4 separate regions of the Mus musculus genome follow, and regions 2, 3 and 4 are each linked to region 1. Evidence: chromatin loops called from intact Hi-C (ENCODE). Cell type or tissue: left cerebral cortex. All regions are shown on one strand. Links, peaks and the distances in the headings refer to the core of each region. The heading gives the core; the rest is flanking DNA.

Region 1 (8,019 bases), core at 3,576-6,075:
TGATTCAGCTCCTGCCTCCAAATTTCCTCCCAGTGGGCTGTGATTCAGGATATCCAATCCAAAAAAGCTCTTCTTTAAGTTGCTTTTGGTCATGGTAGTTTATTGAAACAGTAGTAACCCTAATTAAGGATACTGAAATTTGCCTCCTGTCTAAGCAGCTCAGAAGAATAGAGACTTTCCAAAAATGATTCTATGTTGAGAGTGAGAGGAAGTGAAGAAAGAGATGAATAGAAATTCAGAGTTAGATACTTGGAGGCTGGAGAACTGAGATGGTAGATGCAGAAATAGAAAATGCTGCAGGAATCAGAAACAGAGCTTCCATTCCTCGGAAGCACTGGTGGATATCTAGGTGACAGCCTCAGAGGCAGTTAGACGTAGGGTAAAGACATGTGCCAGAACTTGTTTGGCATAGGGTATTCTAGTAAGTTTTTAAACACATTGTTTAATTTCCCATCCTTTGAATAAATATTTATTAAATTCTTATGAGAAACTGCCACAGTGAAAGCAGCCTGAGAGGAGTTGATTTGATGATGCAGTGTAGGGTAGAACTTTCGATAGGAACTTTCAACAGCGACAAGATTAGGCAAACATTAATGCAACTGTGGGCTCATTAGGGACAATGACCAACAGTGTTAACCCAAGGGGAAATGAGCTATTGTGTCATTCCTGAGGGGACAGAGGAAGGGAGAGCACAGCCCCACACTGGGGATCTATACTCTGTAACCCAAGAGATGACAAAATCACTCCATCTCTTGGTGCTATTGGACTCAGTGAGGGTAGTAACTCTTCATTATATACAAAAATTCCATAATTACAGAGTGCTAATTGGTATGTTCTGTAACCTAGAGAAACAGGAAAGAAATGGCAGAGAAGCACCTGAAAAAATGTTCAACATCCTTAATCATCAGGGAAATGCAAATCAAAACAACACTGAGATTCCACCTCACACCAGTCAGATTGGCTAAGATCAAAAATTCAGGTGACAGCAGATGCTGGCGTGGATGTGGAGAAAGAGGAACACTCCTCCATTGTTGGTGGGATTGCAGGCTTGTACAACCACTCTGGAAATCAGTCTGGCGGTTCCTCAGAAAATTGGACATAGTACTACCGGAGGATCCAGCAATACCTCTCCTGGGCATATATCCAGAAGATGCCCCAACTGGTAAGAAGGACACATGCTCCACTATGTTCATAGCAGCCTTATTTATAATAGCCAGAAGCTGGAAAGAACCCAGATGCCCTTCAACAGAGGAATGGATACAGAAAATGTGGTACATCTACACAATGGAGTACTACTCAGCTATTAAAAAGAATGAATTTATGAAATTCCTAGCCAAATGGATGGACCTGGAGGACATCATCCTGAGTGAGGTAACACATTCACAAAGGAACTCACACAATATGTACTCACTGATAAGTGGATATTAGCCCAAAACCTAGGATACCCAAGATATAAGATACAATTTGCTAAACACATGAAACTCAAGAAGAATGAAGACTGAAGTGTGGACACTATGCCCCTCCTTAGAATCGGGAACAAAACACCCATGGAAGGAGTTACAGAGACAAAGTATGGAGCTGAGATGAAAGGATGGACCATGTAGAGACTGCCATATCCAGGGATCCACCCCATAATCAGCATCCAAACGCTGACACCATTGCATACACTAGCAAGATTTTATCGAAAGGACCCAGATGTAGCTGTCTCTTGTGAGACTATGCCGGGGCCTAGCAAACACAGAAGTGGATGCTCACAGTCAGCTAATGGATGGATCACAGGGCTCCCAATGGAGGAGCTAGAGAAAGTAGCCAAGGAGCTAAAGGGATCTGCAACCCTATAGGTGGAACAACATTATGAACTAACCAGTACCCCGGAGCTCTTGACTCTAGCTGCATATGTATCAAAAGATGGCCTAGTCGGCCATCACTGGAAAGAGAGGCCCATTGGACTTGCAAACTGTATATGCCCCAGTACAGGGGAACACCAGGGCCAAAAAGGGGGAGTGGTTGGGTAGGGGATTGGGGTTGGGTGGGTATGGGGGACTTTTGGTATAGCATTGGAAATGTAAATGAGCTAAATACCTAATAAAAAATGGAAAAAAAAAAGAAAACTATCACCACCTTGTGTTAATGGGAAAACTCAAAGAGCTCACGGGTCTTCTGGGTGAACTCCAGGTCTCCAAGTGGACAGTGAAGCAGGAATAGATCAGCCTCTGAATCTTCATCTGCTATTCCCTCTAAGGTTCCTGAACACCAAAACTCAGACAAAAGAAAAGACCAGTGCCCACAGTATGAAGCCCTGAGCATACCTGCAAATGACTCTGCTGGCAGGGCCAGGGTTAACCAGCAGGTAGCCCTGCTTACTCAAAACCTCCATTGTTATCCTGACCAAGAATCTCCCCTGGAAGATGAACCCAGAGCAGTGCCTGGAAGCTGCGGAGATAGCTTTGTGGGGAACCCCCCAGTGAAGCACAAAACTGCTAAGTACAGACACTGCTTTGAGGTTTATATCAAGTCTTCCTCCTTGTCAGCCCTGCTTGTCCAATCCCCTGGAAAGGGGAATCTGCTATGGAGCTCCCAGGAAAGCTTCTGCATTTGGGCAAGTGTTGCCTCCCTTCTTCTTCCCTGACACTTGCGGCTATGAAGGAAAGGCCAGGAAAATCTCTTAATGCTGAGGGCTTCTCCAAGGCCTTAGGCCAGCAGCCAGGAACCTCCACACTGTCTTTCCTGTAAGAAAAGAAACCACAATGTTTCAAGCCCCAAGTCAAACCCAGAGGCTGTGGATTGCGTTTCAGGGAGAGGACTTTTGAGAGATAGTTTCACTAAGTAGACCAAGCTGACCTTGAACTCATTGTCTTCCTGCCTTGCCTCTTGAGTGTCCGTGTTACACTTGTCAACGTCTACACCTGGCTAGGATGAGTTCTTGATTTGAAAATGTATCATACAAAGAAGAAGCATTTTGGAGCTAGACACCTCCCAGTTCTGCCCAGTATGGCGAGTTACCAGAACACTCTGAAGTTCAGCCTCCTCATCTGCAAAATATAAAGAGTAAGACTTTCTGGAAAGCTGAAATAAGGTAATTATGCTGGTGTGTGACTACTGGGAATACTGAATTTGTCATTCACAATTCTGTTAAATACATGGACCTGCTAGGAAACCATCAATGATTCTTTATACATTTATAAAATATAAATTTTCTCATCCTTTAAAAATTAACAAAATCTGCTTTCCTGCTATGACCCATAGTAAAACAAGAACTTCTGGTAGATATATTTTCACCCATAATGAATAGTTACTCAAGCAAAAATATTTATTGAAGCTGCTGAAACAGTTGGTAAATATTTGTTGAACACATTCTTTGTTTAGATTCCATGCCAGATATCTCCAATGCTAAAAAGATCAGAAAGACGAGCTGTCCCACTAGGGATGTTTGATTTCTACTAATGGGTGTACCAAGTTAAAACAGTTTCCTTTGTCAGGAGGTGAGGTTGAGATACAAGTAAAATCCCAGCATGGATTTCACATCCCTTACTAATTGTAGAGCAGCGTCTTTCCTTGTGCAAATCTACAATGCCGGTGTTCAAAGGACTCCACAGCAAACCCAGATACTAAAACTCAAAAAGTTTCTTTTCATTTCAGGAAGAAACTTCGTGTTTCTCATACTGTAAAGAGCTGCTGCTTGGGCTCAATCTCAGCCCTGATGCTTACAGGCAGGGCATCCCTAGAGAGTCATTTAGCATCTTTTTGTCCCAAGTACGGTCTATAAAACACGGAATACTGTGGTACGTGGTACATGGGACCATCCACAAGGACTGAATGAGTTTTAACGATGCCTGATTCCGGCAGGAACCCTGTACACTCAGTAGCTATTATGTAAATATTTCTCCATTTGAAATTGTAGCTTATACATATTTTTGGGCGCCATCACATCTTTGTCAATTTCTGTCTCTTCTATGCTCTGTAAAAGCTTATAACCTTTGCTTACAAAGTTGGAGTGTTGTGATAATCTCCTATTTTGGATTGGTTTTTAGTGCCCTTCCCTGTCCAAAGTCCCCAGAGTGATAGCTGTGGTACTTGAGCTGAACCATTCCAGGTTGGGCCAAGGTTGGAAAGCCAGGGCCTGGATGCTGTTGTGTGTTCTGCTGGAGTTGGCTCTATACAGGGACTCATGTTGCCTTCCATCTGGAGGATGGCCAATTCCGGCCTCTCTTGTGCTCCATCTGTTCTGGCACCATAGGTCTCCTCACTTCTCTCCTACAGGGTGCTTCTTATCACACACCCCCAGCATGCCCCCTCACCCCCCGCCAACACACACACACACACACACACACACACACACAGTGCTTCACCTCAATTGTCTCAAGGTGAGCACAACCCCAAAAGATCTGCCAAGCAGAAGTCACATTCCCTCGTGCCTCATCCCGATAGCTAGGAAAACAGCCTGGGCAGCCCAGGCCCAGCCATAGTCTATCTAACAGCTCTTAAAGCTGGAGGGTACGACTTGAGGACACAAATATAAAGAAACACATCTTTTGATCATTCCACCATGAAATAAGGCCAAATGGAGCCCATCTCTCGCTGGACCAGTAAAAACTATGGGGAAATAATCTTCAACATGGAGAACTGGAGAAAAACCGGATTAACTCATTTCACTAAGTGTTTAAGGGAGAGAGGCGATATGCGCTGTGTGTTACTGCCCTCCAGTGTTCACTGGCGTCCGCGACGCTAGGCTTTTACTGGGAATGGGCCTATCTGACTCATTTTGATGTTGATAGCTCGCTTTGTTCAATGTACAGTGAGTTCCGGGTCTTCCAGTGTTTCAAGTTTAGCATTAGAGAGCGTGAGTCTACAAACAAAAAGCAGCAAAGCCCCCAGCAACAGGAAGAACGCTCCGGGGGGGGCGGGGGGGGGGTTGGGTCCGCGAAAGCAATGCTAACCCCTGTAGTGAGTCTTCTAAAATTTATACAACTCAGAAAAGAGGAGGCGCTCCCAATTTCCGCAGAGCCTGCTCAGTCTGCTCTCCATAACAAAAGTCGACGGTCTATCTCTGACTACGTGGCTTTTAGATATTAGGGGTTTGTGCTTTGGGGTTTGACAAAACCAATGAGCCGACTGATCTCTCCTCAGCCTGTCCGTGGACAGAGGGCAGCTGCATTCGGTTGCTTCTGAGTAAACACTTCAAGGTCTACAAGATAACTGGGCATTTCCTCCGATTCCTTCTGAATCCTGTGTTCGTTTTGACGTCCGAGAAGATTCATCTTTCTTCATAGTCATCTTTTCCTCATTGTCATTCCACAAGGATACTGACTGTTTTAGTGTAACTGCACTCTGTGTGTGTGTGTGTGTGTGTGTGTGTGTGTGTGTGTGTGTGTGTGGTCTATTTGTCCTAAGTTAATCTTTTCTTAGACTGCAACTCCCAGAAATATCATAATCTTTATTCTACAGAAGTGTTCAGAGAAGACCAGGAGAAGCAGAATTAGATCTGAACTTAAATGCCTGGCTGCAATGGCCTATTAACTGTCAGTTTATGCTGCTTCTCCTGACAAAACTGTGCAAAGAGGGGCAATAAATATATGGCATTTTTTTTAAAAGTTGAATAAGAGCATTGCTTTCCTTAATTGGGGACGCTTCAGACACTGTTGACCGCAAGTCACCGGCTAGAGTTCTGTCATCTACCTTTTTAGTGATGTTCACAGCAAGAGAGGTGAACGCATCCGAAAGAAATCCTCACCATGACACCACTGCGAATGTGTTCCAGTCAGCCACAGCCATGCTGTGAGACCTGTCCCCAAGCACAGAGTCCAGCATTGTGGTGGACAGCATCAGCAAGCTCTCCCTCAATCCCATGTTAGTTACCACAGCCTCTGAAAAACGAGCACCTCCCATTTTCTTCCATCTCAGAGACCTTTGTGTCTTTACAAATGGCTTCAATTTCCTAGGAGGAAATTTGAGTAAGTTTTGTCCTTGTAAGAAGCTATCAAGGAAGGCAATGTAAAAGAAGTTTGAATGTGTCATTTTAAAACTCAAAAGGAAATAGTGAAACTGGTTTCTTTTCTTCTTTTTTTTAATATGATATTTTCTTTATATACATTTCAAATGCTATCCCGAAAGTTGCCTATACCCTCCCTCTGCCCTGCTCCCCTACCCACCCACTCCCGCTTCTTGACCCTGGCATTCCCCTGTACTGGGGCATATAAAGTTTGCAATATCAAGGTTCCAACTTCAGAGAGAGATTTGATAAGCACAGGACTTTAGAATGGAAATCATCTTTTATTCAAGTCTGCCATCTTGAGGTCAATTAGAGAAACACTTAGTCTTTTTGGAAAATCTATGCCAGATAACAAGTGCAGGGTTTTTGTTTTGTGTTTTGTTTTGTTTTGTTTTTTGGTTGGGGGGTGGGGTAGGGTGCAGGGGCGGGGTACCCTGAGAAATGACAAAACAAATACTGAGGTGCAAAGTAAAACCAAGAACTACTATCTATCGGTGCAGGAACAGGCAATGGCTTTTTGATTCGATCATGGATTGAACTCTCCAGGAAAAGACTGCCAGGAACAAGCACAGTTGAACGCTTGCTGCCCCCATGAGAAAGTCCAGATAGCTCAGCAAGGGTACCAAGGTGCTTGTCCTAGCATCCCACTTTCAGGGAAACAGGGATTTGGATTGGAGATATGAAGCATCTCTTAGGCTCGATGAATCAGTATTGATAGATGATTATTGATAGTTTATCCAGGCGTCTTTAAATTTCCTTACTTAGTACCTAATATCCCACCCCTGCTTTTCAGGATCAAGGACTGGACCCCGAGTCTGCCATGCTAGGCAGGCACACTACACTACAGCCTCACTACACTCTGAGCTTGTAATATCCTCTTGCTGTCCCAGAATTCCACCTAGATAACATGGAGCCAGCCATTATGTCACGGTCATCTGTTGGGTCTGACAGCCTCTGGCTTGTTTCTGGTCACCAAGGCAGTTTGGGGGGGGTGTCTTGGCTCTCTAGCCACCTGGCTCTACCTAATGATTTCCCTGTGTTTGAGCTGGGGCTTTGGGGTTCTGGGGAGGAAAGAGGTAAAGCTTACCCTATCTCAAGGCAAATTCCATCACCATTGCATGTATGGGATACCCAGAGAGATGACAACTCACTCTCATTCAGTTGTCTTCATAATCACTCATTTGTGTCTACTTGAGCATATACATATTTATTTTATACTGGATGGACATCTAGCTACATATCCCAAGCAGGTTATATTGTTAGCCTGGCATCAAAATCCCAATCTCCTAAGAGCTGAGATTACAAGCTTGCTCTGCCAAGGCCAGCTATATTTACTTTGTGGATCACAGTGTTCTTAGAGCCCTCTGGATTGGTCCCTGCCTCCTCTGGCATCCTCTTATGGGCACATTCTCTCTTTCTAATTGCTGCTTCTCTTTCTGGCACTACACAATGTTTGTAGTAATTACCTCCAGTTCTTGGATCAGCCAGTATTCTAAGATGCTTGTTAATAGAAGCCCAGACTTCAGTTGTAGGTAGCTGTGCACACTGCTGCTGCAGTGTAAGAGTCATTGGTCCTCGACTCTCTCTCCACTGAGTTAACCAGAATCTTCAACTCTGACATTATTCTTACATCATTCTAACCTTCTCTTACTATTCATGATTTTCATCATACACAGAGTCATATTTCTGACTCCTTCAACTGCACACATGCACGTGCTGACATACACACACACACAGAGACATGCAGATAAACAGACACACAGTAGCATACACATTCTGCCTACACAGGAAAAACATGTCAAATGGACTGCAGTAAGAATTTATATTCTCATCCATGAGCATTCCTGAAATACTCACACCCTCCATGAGTGTAATAAAATATTTGTGAATGTAAAATTCTGGAATTAGAGTCTTTGGAGATACAATGTTTGCTTTAATCATGTGCTAACTCATAAACTATCCCTTTAACCTGAAGGGACCAAAGGCAAAGAGGTAATCACATCTGTGTGTTTATCTTGCACCATTTACTC
Region 2 (8,019 bases), core at 2,626-5,125, 230 kb before region 1:
ATGGTTTAAAATAGAAGTAAGGTTTTAATCAGAATAAGGTTTTTATCAGTAATGGCCATGGAAGACAGTAATTCCCCCCTTCCCCATGACACTATACAAAATGAAATGAATGGAAACAAAACAAATGGGCAGGTAAAGTAATTTTGATAAAGCTGGAAGAAGAGTATAACCCACAGGCTACCCCTCAAGAAACATCTATGGTCTTTCCAAAGAACACAAAGTAGAAGCAGAGGTGCACAGGAAGAAACTGTGCATGGAGAATGTAGGAGAGAGGGCTCAGAAGATACTGTGAGAACACACTTCCTGTAGGTAGTGGCTTTCCTCTGTTGCACCAGATGAACATCCCTAAACATAACAAGAATTGCTAAGGCTGGGGCAAGGAGGGCAGAAATGGATTGAGTGGAAGCTGTGTGGTGTGGTGGGGAGTATGTATGGATATCACTTCAAACTCCCCTTGGATCTTGCACTGGGTTGTATGGACACAGGTAAACAATGTCTTGCCTTGGGCTAAGACTGCGGTTCTCACCTCCACTCAGCCATGAGAAACTCAGAAGTGGAGATACAGGAGTCCTTTCCTTTCCTTCACATGTGAAGAGGTCCCAGGAGACTCCAACAGGATCAAGCAGCAGCTATCAAGGTTGAACACTTCAATTATGTGCCTTGAATCAACTGCCCCGAATGATGTACTGTTACAAATGATGTACTGGTAAACGACTGTACCGGTGACCTGCTTTCTGGGTTCACTATCTCAGAACAATCTGCCTATATGGTAGCCCTTTCATTAGGTGCCGTCTTTTGGCATATCATACTACAAAAACTAGAAATGGTCCAGAGAATCATGTGCTCTGAATTGAAGTTGGATACAGATTACACATAGCTCCCAAAGTTAGGCGAACTTAAGGCTAGCAATCCAGGGGGGGTCACTGAGAAACAAAGAATCATAATTAGTAATTTTTCCCCATGGGGCTTGGGTTAGATGCAGGTAGAAGGTAAATAGACATGGGACTCAGCAATGACAGTTATAAAGAGTGTGGCACTGACTTTGTCTAGTAATGGGCTTGAACCTCCTGAAAACAAAATCATGACTATATGTCAAAGCAACATACGCTGTGAAAATAGGGAGCCTCCAGGGAAGCCTTTAAGACCCTCAGAACCAGCAATGGAGATAAACCTGTAAGATAAACAGAGTTCTTATATACAGAAGCACGGGAAATTGTGATGGAGCTGACTAGGTGTCCACATAACAAGAATTACTAAGGCTGGGGCAAGGAGGGCAGAAATGAATTGAATGGAAGCTGTGCGGTGTGGTGGGGAGTATGTATGGATATCACTTCAAACTCCCCTTAGGCTATCTGCAGTATTGGATTCTACTGAATCAGCCCATTAGAGACAAGAGGGGAAAATCCTTCCCTGGGAAAAGCCAGCCACCCCTGGATTGAGACACTGGTCGGCAGGTGATACCTCTCTCTGCCTCCATGGTTGTTGGGCTGTGGGTGTAGGGGAAGAGGGGCATGAGAGAGAGTGCCCACGTCAGGTCAGAGTTCCGGTACTCTGGGCAGGTGGACATGGGAGGACTGCCGAAAGCTTTCCACACAGCTCCAGGTGGGCATCTGGCTCTGTGAAGCCACTGACCCCACATGGCAGGGGGTGGACAAGGGGAAGCCCCTGTACCAGGTTCTCAGTCTCTGGCATCCCATGCCGGATACAGCAGAGGAGCTAAGAACAGAATAGGGGCCCCGAGGCAGCACCAGGCTTCTGAGATAAAGAGAACAGAGGGAGAGAGATTCCCACACAGGCGAGAGTCGTTAGTCCCGTCTGTGGCTGGAGCACAGGAAGGCCTTCTGGTGGGAGGTTAGAAGCAGCTCGTTAGAAGAAAGCCTAGCCCATCGTCCAACCACGTTGGGCCTTGATGAACAGAGACAGTCTATGATTTTAGAGCTTTATTGTAGAAAGGCAAAGGGAAAGAGAAAGGGTAGAAAGAGAGAGAAAGAAAGAGAGAGAGAGACTGGCCATGGCCAAGATGAGAAAAGGGGGGAAGGGAAATAGAGGAAGAGAGTTAGAGAGTGACAAAAGTGAAGGCTTAGAGAGAGAGAGAGAGAGAGAGAGAGAGAGAGAGGTAAAAGCTTAGAGAGAGAGAGAGCTTAGACAGTAAGGAAAGTAAAAGCTTAAGAGTAAGAGGGAGGGAGTGAGGTGGGGCCAAGCAGCCCCTCTTATAGTGGTCTTGTTATCTTGCTGTTGCTAGGTGACTGGGAGGAGTCTAGCCAGAAGGCCAGAAGCTTGGGACATTGTATATGTGACTGCTAGCCACACACTTCTCCTGTGGGGGCTGTGGGGGGCAGTAACTTCGACAGGAGACAGGGGTCCAGGAGACATGAGGTCCCATGTAGGTGAAAACTACCACCACCCATTGAGTCCACCGGGATTCCACCTCTTAACTGGACTGGAGACCAAGCTGTTTGTGCATAGCTCATTGCCCCATGCATGGTGATAAAGTATCATGCATTAGCACAGCTGGAGCAGAGAGATACAGCAAGTTCTCTGGGAGAGCATCTTCACACTGAAGGAAGAGTTTGGTCAGACTAGCCGAAACTGGGGGAAGGTAAGTGGCAGCGGGTCTCAAAAGCATTGAACTGAGGCTGAATATGAGAACTCTAGTGTGAACTGGAAAATGCTTGTGAGCATGGGGAGAGCTCTCTTGTGACTTATATTCAAGAACCTGGAGGCTGCCCTACCTACTACAGGCATAGTCTGCAGTAGACAGGGGAAGATGTTGGTGCTATACTGCACAGAGTTCCTCAGGAAAGCATGATTCATGGAGGAGAACATAGTAGGGTATTTCTCCAGATGGATGACTGTTTGTGCCAGTATTATTTATCCATTTAACGAAATTGCCTCAAATTTTGTACTTTACAGCAATACTCAGCAGTCTCAGGTATCCTGAAGACAGAGAGAGCAGGAAGGGCTGACTGCACACACGTATAAACTCATTGTATATAATTATACCTCCATAAAATACCTTTCAAATGATCCCTTCTAAGAATACTGCTTATGCTGTGCTGGTTTGAAGGAGAATGGCCCCCATGTTTGAATACTCAGTTGGTGGAACTGTTTGAAAAAGAATAGGAAGTAAGACCTTGGAGGATCTGTATCACTGGGATGAGCTTTGGGGTTTCAAAAGCTCGTGCCATTTTCCTGTTAACTCTCACTCTCTCTGCCTCCTACTTGCTGCTAAGGGTGTAAGCTCTCGGTTACTGCACCAGCACCATGCCTGCCTGTCACCATGTTCCCCACTGTGATGGTCATGGACTCGGCCTCCGTAACTGTAAGTCCCGATAAACTCTTCTCTAAGTTGCCTTGGTCATGGTACTTTGTCATAGAAGTAGAAAAGCAACCAAGATAGATGCTGAATGTAACTTTTACGATTGTCCCAGAAGATGAAATTTCTTGAGGGTGACAGCTCCAGGTTAACTGCTTTTCATCTGCGGTCCAGGTAGCAAAGGACACAGAGCACAAGGCAGTTCATTCACAGTGACTGCGAATGCTGAATGATTACTCCGACGAGTCCACAATGCTGGCTCTTCATTAGAAGAGCAAAAAGACTTGGGTTTTCTTTCTGCAGATTACATTTCACTGGATATCAGTCTGACACTAAGACCTACTGAGAACAACCAATTAAAGGAGTAACATCTTGGGTAGCACATAAGGAGAAGGGAGATCTTAAGCTCTGCTACTGCCAAAATATCCCACAAAATTATTAGATTTATCAAGATTTTAAAAAATGGGTTAATTAATGTGTGTATTTTGGCCACCAGAGGGCAATCTAGGCCCCATAAAACTACTCAGGAAAAAAACAAGAGTGTGGGAGGAATGTAAAGGCCGAATGATGCAAGAAGGTAGCACTGCAAATTTGGTGCCTGAGTATAGAGTCAGTCTGCCTCAGCTTTCATCAAATTCATGGGCTACCCTCCTCCTGCCCTTGCTGGTTCCCACATAAGTTCAGATCTCTGATGTCCCTATAAGAGACAAGGCTGTGACTTCTGATGTCTAGGACTGACCTATAACTCCACAATGCTTCTCTCTGTTATTCCATTGGAAACAGTTGTATGACAAGGTGAAAGGAAACTGGTTCCTTCTTTCCCCCTTGTTTGACAACTCATGCTAGCTTTCCTTGAATCACCAAACAATTTCCTAGGATAAACCAGGTTCACTTAGAGTGTGGCTTTGTAGACCACAGGCATTGAGTCTGGATGGAGTGGGATGGGATACCTGTAAAACCTGCAGATCCTGGCCTGCCAGCAGGTGACAGAGTCAGAAGTCTGTTGTGAGAATACAAGAAGATTGAGAAGAGCTTATGATCTCTGCTTTTACCCTGGCAGCTTATATCCTTGGGACTCTTAATTTGAACTGTGGGCTGCATCAGTCCAAACAAGGAAGAGTTCTGACAGGGAACCCTGTAGTGGAAGCATGGCCCTGCAGTAGACATTCTTTCTCTGGTTCCATCACAAGACATGGAGTGACCAGGAGAACATCAACTAATGACTGCAAGATGGGGGAATCCAGGCAGATGGAGTCTTAGTACAAGTCTGTGGTATCATTGCAGGTGAGGGTGGAAATACATTTGTAAAATCATACTGAATCAATCTATAGACATAACTGTTTTGAGAAGTCAGAGCAAAATGGTTAAGAAAATGCCTGTGAATAGCAGTCTGCTGACTTAAGATACTCGGACATAGTGTACTGCTTCCCAAACTTACCTCAAGTGGGGAGTCTCTTGGGAAACTGCCACAATGTTTGTCTTAGTAAGGTTTTCTGTTGCCGGGATCAACACCAGAACCAAAAGTCTACTTGGGGAAGAAAGGGTTCATTTAGTCTTATAGCCCACTGTTCATCATCACCAAGGAAATTAGGGCAGGAACTGATACAGTAAAAGTGCCATTTACTGGCTTGCTCAGCCTGCTGTCTTGTATATCCCAAGACCACCTGTTAGGGGAGATACCACCTACTACAGGCTGGGCCCTACCAAATCTATCACTAATTAAGAAAATGTTCACAAGCAGGCTTACAGGCCAATCTTTTGGAGGCATTTTCTTATTTGATGTTTCTTTTTCCCAAATGACTCTAGCCTGAGTCCTTGACATAAAACTAGGCAGAACAGTGACTGACAGACTGACTTGGACTCCCCTGGATACCCTGAAGCACCTGCCAGAGAGGGACGAAAGTGGGACTCTCAGGTCTTTAAAACATGCCTGCATTTCCCCTAGCCTTCTGAAAGCTTTAGTTGGTGTGTAATCACAAGGAGAAATGTGATTGGAAGATAACAAAATAATGTGTTTTGTTTTCTCATCATATGGAGAAGCTCGTTTGACACTGGCTCACATTGAGAGTACCCTCTGGTGCAGAGTCTTGCTGTTAGTTTCCTTTTGGATTTCGAAAATATTAAGTACCATCCCTATGAATGCACCTCTTAAAGCTAAAGGGATTGTTTGGCTAAAACGTTGTTGGGAGTGCACACAACTCCTGACCTCCTGCTCTGTGTAGGCCATGCACCCCTTCCCTGTTGGCCTAGGTTTTTGTTTGTTTGTTTTTTGGTCTGTTTGTTTGTTTTTGGTCTGTTTTTGTTTGTTTTCTGTCTGTTTGTTTTTGGTCTGTTGTTTGAATTATTTTCTTTCTCTTCTTCTATGTGTGGTAAATTGTATTTTATATGATTAGCCTCACCATGAAATGATTTTTAAAGGTTATTGCAAAAAGAACTTACATCTTTTGGGGGGCAGTAGTTGGACACATGCTATAGTCCCCACTTTTCTCTTGTAAAATTAGGAGGGTATTTACTCTTTATATCCCTGCTGCCTCCACACCCCACTTCTTACTGAGGAACTATTAGCAGTGGAGAGTTTCTGGAGACAGTAGAATCCTTCCTTCTCTGAAGGTGTGACCCCTGGTGGGTTTCCCATGCTCTAGTGCATGGTGCCACACCCAGGGACACAAGGACATGCAGACAGCACTAACTGGACTTAAAGACTTGAAATTCGTTGAAAGGTGTATGGGGGGGGCATTGGAGGAATTAATGGAGGAACTAGGAGGTAGAGATGATATTTCACTCTATAGATGGATGAAATTAAAAATAAAGAAAAATTAAAAACAAAATAGCCATAAGCCCGGCCAACTTATTTCATTTTCTCTATTTGGCACTGTGTTCTCCTGCCAACAGCACTGTTTCTTAAATCACATGACTTCAAGGAGCCAGCTGCCTGGACTTACTCTCTCCCCCCAAGTTCTTCTTCATCCTGGAATTAGTGATGCAAGTGCCTACTAAACTAACTCACCACTTGTTTCTGGAACTTGCCCCACATGCCCCAAGCTGGAGATGAGGTTGGGACCAGGTCTGGATTGGCTCCATCCAAAGGCAATGGAGATCCAGAGAATCTCAGCCCACCCACTGTCAGCCCAGAGAACTGGCAAAAAGGAAGAAGCAGAAGCCTCTGTTTCGTCTTCAGCAATGTTTATTGGAAACAGCAGTGCTTCCCGTGGTGAGTTTATACATTAAGCAGGAAGATTTGCCTTTCACTCCACACGATCCACTACCGCAAGTGGCATATCGGAAGCAGCACGCTAAACCTCTGAAGGAGCCTGTACAGCTAGATAAATAGAACTCTGGGTGCCTATCGGGACTTCCATAACTGAAAGGAGAACAAAACGAAAACCCAACACTGATCAGCGTACACAGCACTGTACACACAAAATGAGGAAGGGAGGCGTTCAAAGTAATGACTGGAGTGGAAAAGGGGTTTGCATATGCAGCCACATACCTTAAACTGCTAAGCACAAAAATCATCTTTATTTGGTCCTCATTGAGGGCAGAATATGCACAAATGATGTTCAAGGAACACAAACAAGTAAACGTGGGAAGGAGCGATGCTCACTGTCTTGTTCTATGGAGTGGGAAATGCTTACTAGTGTTTCTCTCCTACGTCTTTGTGGTAAAGGGACTCAGGGAATGGACTGATTCCTGGGTAAGTAAACAGAGAAGGGAAGACAGCCGTGCCCCCTTCCTGTACCCTTCAGAAACGGGCTACGTATATACACAGCTTCTGTACAGCAAGGAATCTGAGCTTAGAGACCAGATTTCTTCCCAATTCAGACTGGAGATTTTTTTTTCTTTTCAGCCAACATACAGATTGCTCACCATCTCACTCAGAAATAAATGGGACCCCCCCCCTCATCTGCCAAGTGCTTAACAGCAGGGAGGGAAGAAAACTGGCCATGTCTCAGAAGTATGAGGGAGATAGATAGATAGATAGATAGATAGATAGATAGATAAATGGATGGATAGTAGATAGGTAGGTAGATAGATGATGGATAGATAGATAGATGGATAGTAGATAGGTAGGTAGATAGATGATGGATAGATAGATGGATAGATAGATAGATAGATAGATAGATAGATAGATAGATAGATAATAGATGATAGATAGATAGATGATAGGTAGATAGGTAGGTAGATAGATGATAGATAGATAGATAGATAGATAGATAGATAGATAGATAGATAGATAGATAGATAGATATTAGTGAACAAAGGTGCTTTGGACAATTAATACTTTTGCTAATGGCATCAAGAGACCAAGTTGCTTAAACCAGCAGACATCTTGCTGGTGAGGGGATGTTTTTGCCAACAATTCTGTGACTCACATATTTAGGAAGGGAAAGTGCAACAAAAAGGACTTTCTCCTCTGTAAATGGAGAACTGGAGACCTTGAGATGGCCCCTGGGTGAGAGACAATATCTTCAGTGAGGAGAGTTTTTCTGCCATGTGGTTCACAGGCATGTTACCAGGAACCACAGCCTCCTGAGAACTGTGAAGCCAGTTCTGGGACTCCTGGCTAGTCTCAGATGGTGTTTTAAAGCATGTACCAGGCCCACTGGCCTTGGAAGATACCATCTATCACCGCGTCTCCTGGAGGAGCACACGGGTCAACCCAGGGCACGTGTGGGCTTGGTGACTCATCCACTGCGGCCTGC
Region 3 (8,019 bases), core at 3,062-5,561, 870 kb before region 1:
CCGCATCCCAGCGGGGGATGCTAGTAGTCTTCTCCCTAGCTGCCCCGGCAATCTGCTGGGGAATCTGGAGTCTATACTCACTTCTTCACTGAGGCCATCCTCATTTACAGCCAGATGCTCACCCTTACTTCCTTTATCCCTTTCTTTCCTCCCTGTCGTTTTCAGTTGTTAGTTAAGTCTGAATGAGAGGAACTTGGCTTTGTGATTGCTGTCCAAACTCCTAGCAATAGGGGCGAGTGAGCTCTCACTTAAAAATAATGTTCCAAGTGCACGTTGCAGACCTTTCCCTTTAAAAGAATCAGGGATCGATTTAAAAAGAAAACAAAAACAAAAACAACATACTTTAATATTTTTCCCATAGAATCTGATTAAGTCTGATAGGTTTAGTTAACTAACTTGATTGGCAATGTGTGCCGGTTTGTAGACTTTTGTGTGTAAATTTTCTAAATGTAGGAGCTTAGCTTCTGGTCACCACTGGAACCCAAAAACCCCAAGCAGCACTGTTCTAAGGTACCCAGTCAATGCTTATGATTAAAATAACAAGAGTTGAGGTCCCCAGGGAAGCAGTGTGCTTGGAATATAAATAGCAACATCCTTAGCATCGAACTAGGGATCAGAGTGGCATACCTGGTATGCCCAGTAAGGTACCAGTAAGGAAAAATGAAATACAAAGGAAATTTTGTTTATGATGTGATATTTCCTGGATACTTTCATTTTAGCATAGAAAAATGTATATATCACTCTAATAGGACATGGCCGACAGCAGATATTAAGTTCTCAAGTTGATGCTTGATGAAAGCTTAAATAATTGATTGTTTGACCATGTAGAACTATTGTCTCAAACAGATGTGTGAATTATGATAACAGGGTGACCTCGATAATTCAGTAATTGTGACAACTTTTAGAAAAACATACAACGTATATTTTTAAAGGTTCCATTTGTTTAAAACATATCTTCTCAAATAGCAATATTGTTTATTGAAATACTGTCGATACAGAAACTTTGAGCTCAGAACATGCAGGAAAATATTTTTGTCATAAAAATCAAAGAACTACTCCAGTCCTTTCAAGATCCAAGATTTTATTGCTCTGGCCTTAAAACCTCACCCATGAGGAAAGCATACTTTTGCGAGTCACTCAGATTTCCCATTACCATTGGACAGAATGCCTCTTCAGTCAGCATCTCCTGGCCCAACCCTACTCAGCATATATTAAACCTCGATTAAGCTGTTTTCTCTAAGGAATGTTCTGGAAATCTTATGAACTAAGTCAAGGAGAAGCTAGCATGTACCATAATTGAATCTACAAGCTTTACACTCAAGTACTCACATATTATATTCATACCTACATAGGGAAAGTAAGTTGCCATTTAACCATGAGTTAATCCATTAATAAATCAGAGAATCAACATTTTATAACAAGCATCAAAAACAAGAGAAAAATAGTTAATGAAATACAGGTATGTCCCACATAATAAGGATGTAATTGTTGGGTAAACCCTTGAGTGTGTGTGTGTGTGTTTATGTTTTATTGTTGGAATATATACACTAAGTCACCATTAGGTTGTATTATTTATTCCTATGAACACAGACACAAATCTTTTCAAACTGTTGATTTCAATAAAAAAAAGAGTTTTCCAAAGTGCTTTAAAAGCTCTTCTTTAAAATCCTGAGGTCAACTTTCACAACAGCAGAAAATGGGTAGGATGTGAGCGGGCAGTTTATTCTTCAAAGGCATGAGAGGCAGCACTGCATGTACCTAGTGATTTAGAACCCCAGAAGCCAAGATCATGGACCCCAGCCTCATGCATGGAATAGATTTGATTGTTGAGACACAGACACATCCTCTCTTCTGTCCCTGGAGGAGAGTGGATGTCAGCTATGCCTACGTGTGATTGTGCATGAGCTAAGACAGAATGGGAGCAAGCTGAAGAATTCTCGAGGTAAAAAGAACCTTGTTTTTTTCTCTTAAATTGAAACATAATGTGTCTAAAGAAAATTACAAGTAGGAATTTTTCTGTATCCCTGGGGGAAAGGGAAGGCCCAGTAGCTTTTTTCAGGTCCTCTTTGTTCTCTAGCTTCCTGTGCTGTTGTCTAAAGAACTACTCAGGATCCATTCTGGCTTTCTGAGGACAGAGAGATGCTGCAGAGGTGAAACTATTCCATGTAGGCATTTGTCTCTTTGTGTATAATTGATCATTTTTGGTATATGCTAAATATACCAATATTTCCTTCTGTAATTTCATTTTATATTAACTGATATATCAGTATTCCCTCTAATTTATCAAAATCGTTTCCCATGTTTGTGGCTCGAGTCCATGTTAGAGCAGTCATTATAAAAAGTCCACAGCATTCTAATGTATGATAGATGACAACATACATAAAGTACATAGATATTAAAGGCTTCCCTAAGGACACATAATTTAAAGATTTTGAAGTGTGAGGTGACAAAATTGTATTCAGTGGAGGAGGAGGAGAAGGAAGAGTTTCTTTTAAAATGAAAAGACTATGCATATTTCCAAGGACTGTTTTAGATTTTACAGGAGAGGGACAGCCAGATATCATGCCTAGTTTTGCGGTGGTTACACTGTACTCTGGAAAAAAATATGAAACAAAAACATTAAAAGGAGCAGGTAATTTCAGATAGTAGCAAAGGCCATGCTGCAGAGATAGCTGACACAGGCTCAAGGTGGCGTAAAGGTGCAGAAGACACTGTGGTGTACTCCGAGGCCAATATTCATTTGGGGAAGATCTCAATGAAAAAACTAAAAGTACTCTCAGTTTCCAGAGAGACAAAGGGATGTATATTTGAAAACCAGAATTGGATGAACCTTTATTTTTAAATATTCCTGACTCGAAAAGAAAAGGAAATAATACATTTACTGAACAAAGAAAAAAGAAGTCCAGGCAGCTGAAGATGTTTGTAGAAGTTTATATGAAATGAATATGTTGGGTTATCGTGTCTGATGACCCTTGCTCAGCCTGCAAATGGTGTACTTGCAATTTTATCTGTTCACAACCTTGGTGCCCTGGTTAGGAGATTTTTACCTAGGAAAATGGGATGTCGAGTAGCCTGAGCAATCAGAGCCCACTGATGACGTGTGGAGCAGTCTACCACAGCACAGAAGGAGGGTATGAAAGTGAGGGCTGAACCCAGGCTATCGGGATAACAAGGTCTATCAAGCACCAACAGCACTTGTGAAGGCCTTTCCTGGAGTCCGAGGAATAATTACAGCATCTCTAACCTCAGCGGGGTATGGAAAACTTGAAGGCTGTTCCGAGGAAGTCAACCAAGATGATTAAGAATTGAATAATGGGGCCTCTGAGAAAAGGTATAGCCAAACTGGAGTTACTTAGCCTGGATTATTTATCTTGGTGAGGACACATCCAAGGTGGGGCTTAATGTGATCTTCAAGAATATGAAAGGTAATGGTGACTAACTGTTCTTTATGACCTCAATGAAGAGAACAAGTTGAAATAGGAGGGCTTTTAGTTAGAGATAAGGATTTTGGATTATGTATCCAAGACACAATGAATTTACACAAGCACACATTTTGAGTTTCCTTCTTTAACTTTTAATCAGGGGGATATTAATCTTAGATCTTTGAGCATTTCACACTGCTGGAGTTGGGAATTCTTAGTAAGTGAGCTGAAATTTTGTAGATATGTCTATATACATACATATTTGTTTTCCAGGAAGAGAATTGGCAACTTTTGTTATATGATGTCTATGCTACATGTGTCTTAAGAAAATTCACTGCTTAAAGTTTTTGTTTATACTCTTATTGGTTTAGATCAACTGAGGCACACCTTCTTCTAGAGGAGGAGAGTAGATAAGATGCCATTTCAAGTCACTCTAGATTCTTATAAAATGTTTGAGAAAATGTGAGACTTGTGTGAATGAGATAGCAAAGAGAGGAGAGAGGGAAGAAGGAGGAGGAAGGAAGAGATGGAGCAAGGGAGAAGAAGAGAGGGAGAGAGGAAGAGGGGGAGGGAGAGAGAGGCAGAGAGAATGAAGGGACGGGAGAGGGGGTGAGGTAGAGAGGGAAAGGAGAGAGAGAGAGAAGAGAGAGAGAGAGGGCAAAGGAGGGTGAGGAAGAGAGGGAGAGAGGGGGAGAGGCGAGTGGGGAGTGGGGGAGGGGGACGGGGAGAGAAATACAGAAAGGGGAAGGGAGGTATTTTAGGACTTACTAGTTTTTAAAATACACATAAGTGAAATGCATTTATGAATATATTTAGGAATATGTGTCATAAAATGAGGGTGTAAGTGGTACTCCTTTGGAATGGTACCAGCTTAAAAACATTTGTAGCATATGAGCACATGGGAAAAAGGTATTCTGTGGAATATTTAAAACATATGGGTTTTGTTTGTATTTCTTCCAAATGTTTGAGAAAAGTGAACAACTTGTACCTGTATACAATCGTGACTATGAATGCACTATTCTGTTTGAACAAAAAATGTATTTATAAGTGAGCCGTAAAGCACTGAGAGAAATCACAATGTTAATAAGTAGGAGGCTATCGGGTTCCATATTAAGCCTCTCATACCTGAAACTCACTTCGCAATGAATAGCAAATTTAGTTTGATGGATTAAGCAGTTTTCAATAAATATAAATTTAGGAGATCCACAGGAAGTGATGTAATAAAACTCATGATTAATTAGGTATGTAGATAATATTCACACCCACTCAACCCCATGAATTGGGTGGAGGAGGGAAAGTGCTGTATTCATAAAACAGGTGAAACACAGAATTCCACTTTGTCTCCCCTAGGTATTTGAAGCAGTAACAGAGGACACTGTTCATGCGGTGTGAGATGCTCTTCCGTATCGTGTGGGTAATGGTGGCTGGTGTGGCACATGCTCACAATCATTTTTATTTTCTGATTATTAATCTCATCGCCTATAATTATTTTATAAGATACAACGAAACTTCAAATTTTCACCACTCCTGGTTCCATTGTCAAAAAGAAAGAGAGCAGTACAAACTTCTAAGGAAATTGAGAGCCAGAAGGAAAGCGAGGCCAGGCAAGATCCAGACGCTGCTCTCTAGAAGTCTGCACTAAGAGTATCGGATGCAAGCCCATGTCAGGATAGTAGCTGAAAGAGGTAACTGTGGACTCTTCGGGTGTGCTTGAGATATTTGCATTAAGGCATTGGGCTTCATCCTTTTTAGACTTCAAGAAGTATCAAAATGAGCCAACAAGCTTAGATAGCACTAATTAATAACATGTGAAACTGAGCATGTTAAGTTTCCGTTCTGGAGCAATCAGATAAATATCTTCATACAAGAGCCTTTTAAGTCACACAATATTAAGTGAATATTTTTAAAAAGCGGCAATAGTTTCTCTAATAAATTCCAAGCAGTATTTTGAATGAAACCTGATTTGTGTCCCATTACATGACCAAAATAAGGGTGCAGATAAATGACCCAATGTAGACACGTAAGTTTTACTGTGCCATGGTACAGATACAAAGTGGTGTTGTTGTGGATGTTAAATGAACTCTACATTGGTGATGACCTAAGTGACGGTGTCGGTGATAACAATGATGATGGTGACAGAAGAGCACTGTATACAGTTGCCCTACCATGAAAATTAGCACTGCAGTGAGTTCTCACATGGAGATATGCATGTGCACAGCCTGCTTTTCATACACTCTTGCAAACATGATGATTTTCAGGGAAGAAACTTCCATATGGACTTTCTCCTAAATCTGAACTTCAGGAGAATTTGGATACGTTTGTATGTTCTGATGACCTCCAATCTCAGTTCTCTCTCTCTCTCTCTCTCTCTCTCTCTCTCTCTCTCTCTCTCTCTCTCTGTGTGTGTGTGTGTGTGTGTGTGTGTATGTATGTGTGTTCATGTGTATGTAGATATATGTTCACATGTGCATGCATGTGCTTGTACGTTTGTGTATGTGTTTGTGAATGACTATGTAAAGGCGACAAGTCAACTCAGTGTCTTTCCCATTCTCTATTTTCTGATACAGAGTCACTCACTGAAGCTGGAATTAGCCACAGCAGCTATACTAACTGACCAACAGGTTCTGGAATCCTCCTGCCTCTGCCTTTCAAAGACTGAAATACAGGCTTTCGTTGCTAGAACTCACTTTTATAGGGACTTTGAGGGATCCAACTCAGGTCCTCCTGCTTAAGCAGCAACCACTTAACCATCCACCCCAGAAACACTTCTAAGTCACATTTCTTGGAATTTCCAAAAGTACTTTGGCAAAACTTTGCCTAAGTGAAAAATCAAGGGTGCAAAAAGTCAGGATACCAAATAAAAGAACAATTCCAAAGCCTAGCTTCAAAGAAGGCTCCTTGAATCAAAACTCCATGAACTCAAATGATGGTGCTTGTCTTAAAAGTCAATGAAATAATTCCTCCTGGAAGTCTGTTATACTCCAGTTTTATATAATTTTATGTAAACAAAACAAAAAGCATGGCTTTGGAAATAGACTATATTTACTTTTAAAGATTTGGTTTTGATTATTTTTAAGTTATGTATCTTATGTATTTATTATTTTTAAGTTTAGTTTTAAGGTGTTGTGTAGCCTCCCCCAGCCTGAAGCTGGCTGGTGCAGACCTTGTTGCCACTGAAGTGGGGTCACTGCGGTGCAGCTTTCTGACTTGTCTGGCTCTTTTTTGATGTGTCAATTGCTGCCTGCTGTGACACCTTTGAGTCAATCCTCATTGCGCAGGGTCTTTGGGCTGGCTCCGGGCACCAAGAATGGACTAGCAGGGGAATGGACCTTCCCCCTTTATAAGCACAGTCTCTTAGTAAACTCGCGGGCCTTGATCAGAGAAAATTTGTCTTGGCTTCATTCTTTTCTCGCTGTCTAGTCTCTCTTTCAGCCCCAGCCTGCCTTCCAGGAGTAACCGGTTCATGTAGACTTACATGTGGCTTACAACTACAGTGTTGTATCTGCCCATTGGTATATGCAAATCCCCTGAAAGCTGGAATGAGAGACAGTTGCGAACCAACTTATGTAGGTACTGAGGACCAATGTAAGTGCTAAGAACCCAACCTGGGTCCTCTAGAAGAGTAGGAAATGATCTTAACCCATGAGCCACCTCTTCCTCTCTGGAAAGAGGGTATTTTGATCTCCATAAGGACATTCCGAGTCTAGCTCTACTAAGAAAGAGAGACTTCAGATGACAACTTTCATTCAACCATATTGTTTCTTCTAATCTCCCAATTTAATTTTTTTAAAAAAGTAAATCACTTTTGAGGACATTCAGTAAGGGTAAAGATTTTGGTAAGTTTGTTGTTCCCCAAAGTTTCTTGTATTAAAAGCTTTGTTTGTAGCCCTTGGTTCTACTGGCAGGTGGAACTCTTAGAAGGTAAAGAAGTTTAGGTCAGCATGACAGAGCTCTGAAACTGGTTAGCATGAACACAGCTGTGATCCACTCCGTTAACATAAGCCCAAACACTGGGACCAATCCACCATAGACAAGAAACTCTAAAGCTGTGGCCAAAATAAACCTTTGCTCCTATTCGATTATTTTGACAGAGAAAGATCTCTCTCTCTCTCTCTCTCTCTCTCTCTCTCTCTCTCTCTCTCTCTCCACACACACACACACACACACACACACACACACTCACACACACTGATGTATGTATGTACGATGTACGAATATAGTTGAGTCTATCTGGCATCAAGAATGATAATTTTCTTTAAGCTAATTACTCACCCATTTCAAATTAAAAATAAAACTGGCCTTTTTATTGACTGATTGCGATTAAATCATAACACATATTATAATAATTGAATAACAGTGCTGTCATGCTATACCTCCAAAGTATTTTTTAAATATTAGGTTTACTGAGGTATCATTTAAATAGCTAAAAGCCACCCACTTCAACTTCTATGCGTTTTGACAAACAGTTGCAGTCACATAACCCCCTAAGCAACCATGACACAGGATAGCTCCATCACTCCAAGGAGCTTTTGTATCCCTTTGTTAACCTCCCCACTTCAATTACTAAATATCCATCCACTGTGTGGACAGAACACAT
Region 4 (8,019 bases), core at 2,774-5,273, 110 kb before region 1:
AGAGAAGAAGAAGAAAGGAGGAGGAAGATGGAGGAGGAAGAAGAAGGAGGAGGATGCAGGAGGAAAAGGAAGAGGAAGAAGAAAGAAGAGAAGGAGGAAGGAAAAGGGAGAGGAAAAGGAGGAGAAGGAGGCCCTGCTTCCCAGTAAAGCAGTCCAAGAGCAGAAGAAAATGGACAGATAGCTTTGTCCTCTAATTATCACCAGAATGAGTCTTTTCATTCAGCCTATTTTTGAGCAAAGAACACTCCCAGTGACTCCAGGATCAATCACATTTGATCACTAGCAGGCACTAACATTTCTTATGAGAAAGTAAGATTGATGATTGTGAAAGTTATGTCGACACAACTATTTTTTTTTTGTTAATAATATTTTGGGTTTTTTCCTCTTTTAAAATTAGATATTTTTTATTCACATTTCAAAAGTTATCCCCTTTCCTAGTTTCCCCTCCAAAAATCCCCTCTTCCCTCCCCCCTCCCCCTGCTCCCCAACCCACCCACTCTCGCTTCCTAGCCCTAGCATTCCCCTATACTGGGGCATAGAGCCTTCACAGGACCAAGGGCCTCTACTCCCATTGATGACTAGGCCATCCTATGCTACAAATATAGCTAGAGCCACAAGTTCCACCATGTGTTTTCTTTGATTGATAGTATAGTTCCAAGGAGCTCTGAGAGAAGTGGTTAGTTCATAATGATTCAACACAACTATTTATCCAAAGACTGGAAGCTTAATTTTACTTTAATACTAAACAGAACCAAAGCTAGATTTTGTTTACAAACTTTCTTTAATATATTTTCACCCATGAAGTTACAGCATGAGCATGCCAGTAAGAAAACAAACAAACAAAAAAAAGACTTTATTAGAATTGATTCCTTAGTATTGACCAGTTCATTTGCCCGTGAAATTAAGGTCAATTTACCTTAAAGCCACCACGGTGCTGTAAATTAATGCTGTAACGTTTTATTGCTTCTGTGATTAAGCTGAGCTTTAAACCAAAGCAGTGCCTTTAACAAAAATCCCTGTGAAGCAAAACCACAGCTCTCACTTCAAATGGAATACGACATAGATAGTTCATTCTGAAGACAAAACGTGTCCATGGCCAAAGAACACAGATTCGAGGTTACCCCAAACATGATACTTTAAAGTAATACCAGTCCTATGACGTTTTCATAGCAATTTACAGAGAAAACCATATACCCAGGAATTGTAAAATCCACCTGTGAGAACATCAACTAGGTAGTTAAAAGCAAAACAGAGACATCTCTGCTACAGGCTTCAGATGCCCTGATGACACTCCTAATCTTCTGTTTGTAGAAGCTAGGTGCCCTCTTTGTATATTCTGGAAAGAGTTCTCTCTAAGAGGCACAAGGGTATTAGGTCAAACAGAAAAGAGGGAATAAATGGCTATTCAAGAGGCTAAAGATGGCCCAAGTTTACCTGGCTGTGGACAGGCTAGCTCCAGCCTTCCACGGCCACATTCTGTCAGTCAGCCTTGTAGAACCTTTGGCGTGTGTGTGGCTTTTTACAGCTGGGAGGAGGTGTTCAGTTCACAAGCCCAAACAAGACTAAGGTTTTACATGTTGAAGACATACACTTTCAGTTGACATCAGGGCATATAAATTTTTAGTACGGCATCTAAACAAATACTTCATTAGAAATAAAAAGCACATCACTAGACACCATCATCCAATGATAGAGGAGGCCTCTTTATATAAACACTTCCTGCCAAAAATGATTTTAAGACACTCAGAGAACTTAAGAGATGAATCGACCAATGAAAACTTGATAAAAACTATGACAGGCTAGGATTGAAAGACACACTCAGTTAAAATCAAGAAGTGTGGGTTTCTGTCTATAGTAGCCTGAACCCACCTCTGGTTTCTCCCTAGGGACACAGCAGGCTGGACTGGACCTGCAGGGATGGGGCCACCACATGGCTCATCTACGTGCAGTGTGCCTGGAAACAGGCTTAAGGAGCAGAGGTGCTCTGGAGAAAGAGACCAATGTCACCATTCAGCATATAAGGTAATGGCACTGCAATCACTGTTTCAAATGCTTATTTATTGTGATGCGTTAAAATGAATCCAATGTTTGACTACAGGAAACAAAATTGCTATGCTATGAACTTTCATTACCACCCACAAAATAATGTATACCATGTGGCTTCTTCTAACCATTTCTGATTATTAACCTTCAATATAAAACAAATGTATCCTTAGTTCATTGGGTATGTGTGCATATATGTATGTACATATATGGATGTGTGTTCCTATCCAGGGGGGGGCCGGGGTGGAAGCCAGAAGACTTCTTAGGTCTTGTTCCTCGTAAGCTTTCTACCTTGTCTGTTGAGACTGGCAGCCCACTGGGACTTGTCAAGTGGGTTAAGCTGGCTGGCTAGGAAGCCATCAGTGATTCTTCTGTGCCTGTTTCCCCAGTGCTGGGATTACAAACTTGCCAATATATTCAGCTTTGTACATGGATGCTAGACATTGCATGTGAGTCTTCATGCCTGTGTGGCAAGCACTTTATCACCGTACAGTGTCCCCAATCCCTTTAACTTTCTTTCAATAATTCTGACATGCCAGAGTCCAGCCGGCATGAAAGTGTCCTAAGAAAAGGCAGCAAGGGGTATGGTGTTAGTGGTCTTGGCCACAGCATTTTTATCTTTGGAGATTCTTCTGTTTATAACTATTTACTATTCTAAGGCCAAAAGCCATTGGCTTTTGGTAATTAATTACTACTGGAAGCAACAGGGGATTAAGAGGGAAAAAAGGCTTAATGAAGCAGTGTTTCATTCTACCAGCTCATTATAAGTTCAAAGCAACAGTTTCACATGGCCTTGTTTTATCACAGTGCACACCTGCGGCTTCATCCTTGGTCCCGACCTAGAATGAATGTTTTTACTTGATCACAAATTTGTCTCTTTTCAGTGCAATTGTAAAAACTCATTATATTCCTTATTATGAAGGCTTTACTTACTATTCTGTGAGGAGGGGCACACTGTATTCTTACTAACTTTATTACATTTTTTCTGGCAAAGCAACTAAAACCATCTCCTAAAACTTACTTCCTAAAATTATTGAATTCAAATCTGGAATTCTATAAAGTCATTAATTCATCTAAACAGCATTATTTCCTGATAGTTCATCTTCAGGTTGGTCTGCAGGGAATTTGACCCATAGGGTGGGCTAATGTCCAGGAATCATTAGGCTATGTAACAGTGACAGGAAAGCCTTATCAGTAACAAGAAGCAATCCTGGGATGAAGTCTCTGAGGACCCTGCATTCTTAGAGCTCACCCATTACAGGCCATGCAAAATGGTGGGTAAATGCCAGAAAATTCACTTACATGCCTTTAGCCTTTCCTAGATAGCTTCAGACACTGACAACTCAGAGTCAACTTACAAGAAACCTAAAGCATACAAGGAATTGCATTTTCTTATAGGAATGGACATTTTTTTTCATTCATAACACCACTTCCCAAACACCACTTTCCCTCCCTTCTCAAGGAGGAAAAATGGAAGCATGCAGTAGACATACTGCATAAAGTATACCCACTTTCACCATCAGAGAAGAAGGCCGACAGCTCACAGGGGTTACTCCTTGTTGTTGTCTTTCTAGCTGCTTGGAAACAGGAGCCCTCTATGTATTGGTGGTGGTGGTGGTGATGGTGATGATGGTGGTGGTGGTGGTAGTGGTGGTGATTATCTGACTTGTTGGCTTGATGATGTTGATGATAGTGGTAGTTGTCTGACTTGTTGGCTTGATGATGATGATGGTGGTGGTGGTGGTGATGGTGGTAGTTGTCTGACTTGTTGGCTTGATGATGATGATGGTGGTGGTGGTGGTGGTGGTAGTTGTCCAACTTGTTGGCTTGCTATACTCCAGTTTTCACTTACTGCTTTCTGCACAGAGACTAGGACTTGGAACCCCTTCAGTGTCCACAGAATTCTCAGGAGAAAACAAAATGCATTGTCTCTCCAACACCCCCTCATCACCTCCACCCACTGAAGACTATTCACACGATAGCAAAGAGCCACTGGCTCTGGGAACATCTGCTAAATAGAACTACATTTATTTTTTTGTGTCCTAGTTAAGGTCACTGTTCCTGCCACCTCCTCTGTCCACAAGCAGAGGGCAGTGGAGGCTGCCCAAGCCCTACCAGAGGCTGGTACTTTGTCTTTTGCTGTTATTTTGTTTCCTCTATGCCTTGTGGTCGAGCAACATCCTAGCAGTGGGACATTTCACTCTGTCACTGGATAATGCATTGACTTCCCATGGTTCAGTAGATCTTTTTATAGCAACTACGAGTTAACTCAGTGAGATTCACTTTTACTTACAACTTCATTTTCATGATTTCTCTTTTCAAAGTCCCTCTCACAAGATGCTCAGGCCCCGACCATGCTGGATTCTAATCTATGCTTCTGCATTAGTCTGTCTGATGGCCAGGCTCGTGTCAGGGACAAGGTCCTCCAAAAAACCAAAACCTCGGCTGCCCAGCCAAGAAACAAGAGGCATCCTAGTACTGCATTGTGAGACTGCTTACCATGTGTTTTATAAAGGAAGCCTCACTGAACATGGGAGAAAAATACCGCTGCCCCTCCCTCTAAGCATGGGGTGACCCAATGGGAGAAAAATACCGCTGCCCCTCCCTCTAAGCATGGGGTGACCCAAGGGAAACCTCTGAACACTATGCAGCCACCACCACAGCAGACAGTATAAAAGATTCATGAACAGACAGACAGAGACAGGCCAGGCAGCTGGGCTCTGCAAGCAGAAGGGGCATCCACCCACAGACATGTTAACACTTCCATTCTGGTTGTCTTCTGACTTGGGAGGGAAGAAGATTCTCATTTAGCTTTGCGCCCCTCGCCCTTCCACAGCATGCTGGCCTCTCCTTGGCATGACAGCTACAAGCTGCTAATTAGAGCAGGGGTAAAATCTAAGCCTAAAAGGCAGAATGAACACTTTCCATGTAAACAACACCATCCAGCTACTGTTCTCCAGTTAAAAAACATCTCTCTGTCATTTCTTTTTCCATAAGCTGGGTATTTTCTACCTATTCAAAGCCAGGTTATCATGAACCCCCCTGCCATGCCAGCTTCCTGTCATTTTCCCCATGAATATTCACCAAGGAAGCTCTCCCCTTGTACAAAAATGGCTTGGTTCAACCACTAAAATGTAACTGTTCTCATCTCCCCGGCTTTGTCTTAAAATTAAGTTGCCATGAGCTACATGTCATATGAGCACTGGCCTTTGCTGTCCTGTCTGGTTCCACACATCCTTACAGGGTGAGTGACAGCTTTGGTCCCTTGGGCTCTCTCCCCGCTGTGCCCCTCACCCCTGTGGCCCCCTAGAGCTACAGAAGCTGCTGCTCATTCGCCCTCACCATGCATGCAGTCAGGGACTCTCAAGAGACTCTGTGGAAGGTAGCAGAATAAGTTACTTAGAGTTCGGCTTTATCTGCCAGTGTCAGGGAGGAAACTGAAGCAGTGCCGAGCATAGAAGGAAAGACAGACTGACCACTGAAGAGCCCTGACTTCCTTTAGTTCCTGCTGGAAATGCCTAACATCAAAGATGTTCTCCTGCAGTGACATGAGCCTAGCTTCAGAGGAGGTGCTAACTTCTCAGAGAAAGGACTGGATCTCAGTCTAACATGGTGAGAATATCGAACATAAGAACCCACTTCACCAGTGTCCAAAGGAAACTCCAATTCCCCAAACTCCAAAGGGGAGTCTAAATATCTCTAAATATTTCTGGGGGTTAGATCAAAACCTATCGTCTTCAGGAACGTATACAACCCATTCCCATGTACCAAAAGGAGTCAGTCCCTTACCTCTGAAGGGACATATTTTTACCCTGGTACCTATCAGCAGATCAAAGCTCATGATGGTGTCCAGGCTCCCTCAGTGTCATAAGTGACTCTTACACATTTCAAAGTCCATGTCAGCACCCCAGCCCTTCTTTTTTTTCTGACCCCTACCCTAAACTCTCTCCAGCTTCCCTCCCCTCAACTGCTCATCCTTATAATCCTGCTGCTTTTGCTGTTTCCTCCTTGTGTTGCTACTCTACTTTGTATGCTCTCCCTAGTCTCTGTCCACTGATAGTCTCCCTTATCTTACAGATAGACCTGGCTAGGCCCAGTCTTCATCTATTTCTTTTTTTCTCTGCTCTTAACTCTTTCAGATCTCTCTCTCTCTCTCTCTCTCTCTCTCTCTCTCTCTCTCTCTCTCTCTCTCTCTCTCTCATCTACAACAAAACTCTTCTATACCATGGAATAGTCATGACTTCAGATTATACAACCAGCACCTCTAGTGATCCACAGGATAAAGAGATAGCCTTACTTTTATTACTTATAACACAGTTTAATCTGTTCCTTGGCCTTATCAATTAGATTTTCTTAGAAAAAAATCTTTGTCCACATCCAAGTTTTCTAGGCATGGTTAGGTGTCATAGCTTCAGTACATATCTGTGATGCTGAAACAGAGCATCAGAGACTGCTGTCATTTGTAAAGGACAGAAATGGGGGTTTTCATAGTTGCACCTGAGGCAGCCCTCAAAGCCCAGACAGACACCAGCAGGCAATAAACCACCACATACTGTTTTGAAAAGGGCAAATAATTTAGAATAGCCTCAGGCAAGATAATTAGGGTACAATAAGCAATGGGGCGGGACCACGAAGGGCAAATACAAAGACATGGCTGAGGTCTCTACCTCATGCCTGCAGGAAAACAAATGGTTTGAAGTCAGAGAAACATTGGACAAACTACAGAATCAAGAGTTGGAGAAAACAGAAATAACTGAGAATCAGTAAATCGATAAAGATAATACTAGAAATATAAAAACAAAAGGAAATGAAAAGTTATCATCCTAATAGCCACTCCATAGCAATACACATTTCTCAAAACCATAGCACAATCAAGAGTTCTTTAGATAAGCAATGACTGAAAGAATCCATCACCAAGAGACAGTAAAAATAATGCAACAGTGTAGCTCTAGCAACACAGGGACTAGCTGCCAGCTTGGCGAGATCACCCACGGTACTGTTTTCCTGAACCACAAAGATCAATAAGAGAAAGGAAACACCGCGGCACCAGAAACAATTTATCCATAAATTAACCTAATAAAAATGATTGAAGAGAAAATGTTGAAATGGGAAAACAATGTTTTAAAATCACTGATTAAGCAGAAAGGAAAGACAAATGTTAATAGTTAGGTTAATAGCTTAGTGTTGCCAAAGTTACCTATAATTAATTCATAACTTCAGAGCACTTCCTTTATAGTCTATCAAAACACTGCCGGAGTTTAAAGGTTACATGTAAAAATATGAATGATGGTATGAAAAAAATTAATAGCTTAGAGATTTGAACATCATTTGAAGAAAATAAAGCAAAATCCAGAAGGGGTTTCTCCTTCCATAAACTATAATTAGTCACCGTAATTAAGTAATGTTACAAAAATAATCCCATAAAAAAATTAAGAAGAAAAAGTTAAAAAAAAGGATAGTCTACTAATCTCTCTCTCAATACACACACACATACACAAATACACACACACACACACACACACACACACACACACACACACACACACACACCTGTGTGTATGCACAGACAAATAGGAAAAGGGAAGATTCCAAAGTTAAGACAGTAATAGGTACCAGAATTTCAGCCGACAAAAATTCTTAGGGTTCTATAATTAAGACACCACAGTGACCACAAAGGAGGAGAAAACAGATAATCCATAGGATTATAGAAGATGAACACCTCAAAATTCTCTAAGTCAAGAAGTACCCTGGGCAATCTTTCATATATACACATCTCAAATATGACAGGCTACTGCGTGTTCGCAGCTGTTCCATCTTTCATATTACTAGTTACCACTGGTTTTACAAAATGTCCTTCAACCATGAAATTTTAACGTGGCCATCACCTCCTATACTCCAAAACCAAACTCTAAGCATGACAGGATTATTAAGTTTAAGAAACAACAGGACATCGTGTTTGGAGTTCTTCAAATTGTT

Evidence for each region. Hi-C counts contacts between places; a loop is a spot of excess contacts. Peaks named below come from ENCODE experiments on the same cell type or tissue, not always from the same donor. Only the 100,000 strongest peaks of a DNase experiment are listed, where the experiment ranks them.
Region 2: it touches region 1 in a loop (7-fold over the local background); 27 of 42 quality-filtered maps call a loop at or near these places.
Region 3: it touches region 1 in a loop (3-fold over the local background); 2 of 42 quality-filtered maps call a loop at or near these places.
Region 4: a loop joins it to region 1, with 3 times the contacts of the local background. A loop is called at or near these places in 3 of 42 quality-filtered maps.

Annotation. Positions count from the first base shown.
Region 1 is chr4:85,159,627-85,167,645 of GRCm38, reverse strand. No RefSeq gene overlaps it. Among named protein-coding and RNA genes, the nearest start is that of Sh3gl2, 42 kb to the left of the region's middle. In left cerebral cortex, for the core only: a CTCF peak has its summit at 4,706 (motif pointing left); a DNase peak (open chromatin) is centred at 4,702.
Region 2 is chr4:85,387,844-85,395,862 of GRCm38, reverse strand. Sh3gl2 (SH3-domain GRB2-like 2) reads right to left here. Exons shown (of 9, transcript NM_019535.2): 9 at 6,483-8,019. Among named protein-coding and RNA genes, the nearest start is that of Sh3gl2, 190 kb to the right of the region's middle. In left cerebral cortex, for the core only: a CTCF peak has its summit at 3,807 (motif pointing right); a DNase peak (open chromatin) is centred at 3,891; H3K27ac peaks cover 367 bases.
Region 3 is chr4:86,033,078-86,041,096 of GRCm38, reverse strand. It overlaps a transcript of Adamtsl1 not described here. Among named protein-coding and RNA genes, the nearest start is that of Adamtsl1, 17 kb to the left of the region's middle. In left cerebral cortex, for the core only: no CTCF peak of the experiment used is centred there; a DNase peak (open chromatin) is centred at 4,320.
Region 4 is chr4:85,269,788-85,277,806 of GRCm38, reverse strand. The region is part of intron 1 of Sh3gl2 (SH3-domain GRB2-like 2); the gene reads right to left. Among named protein-coding and RNA genes, the nearest start is that of Sh3gl2, 68 kb to the right of the region's middle. In left cerebral cortex, for the core only: a CTCF peak has its summit at 4,121; DNase peaks (open chromatin) are centred at 4,151 and 4,795; H3K27ac peaks cover 1,179 bases.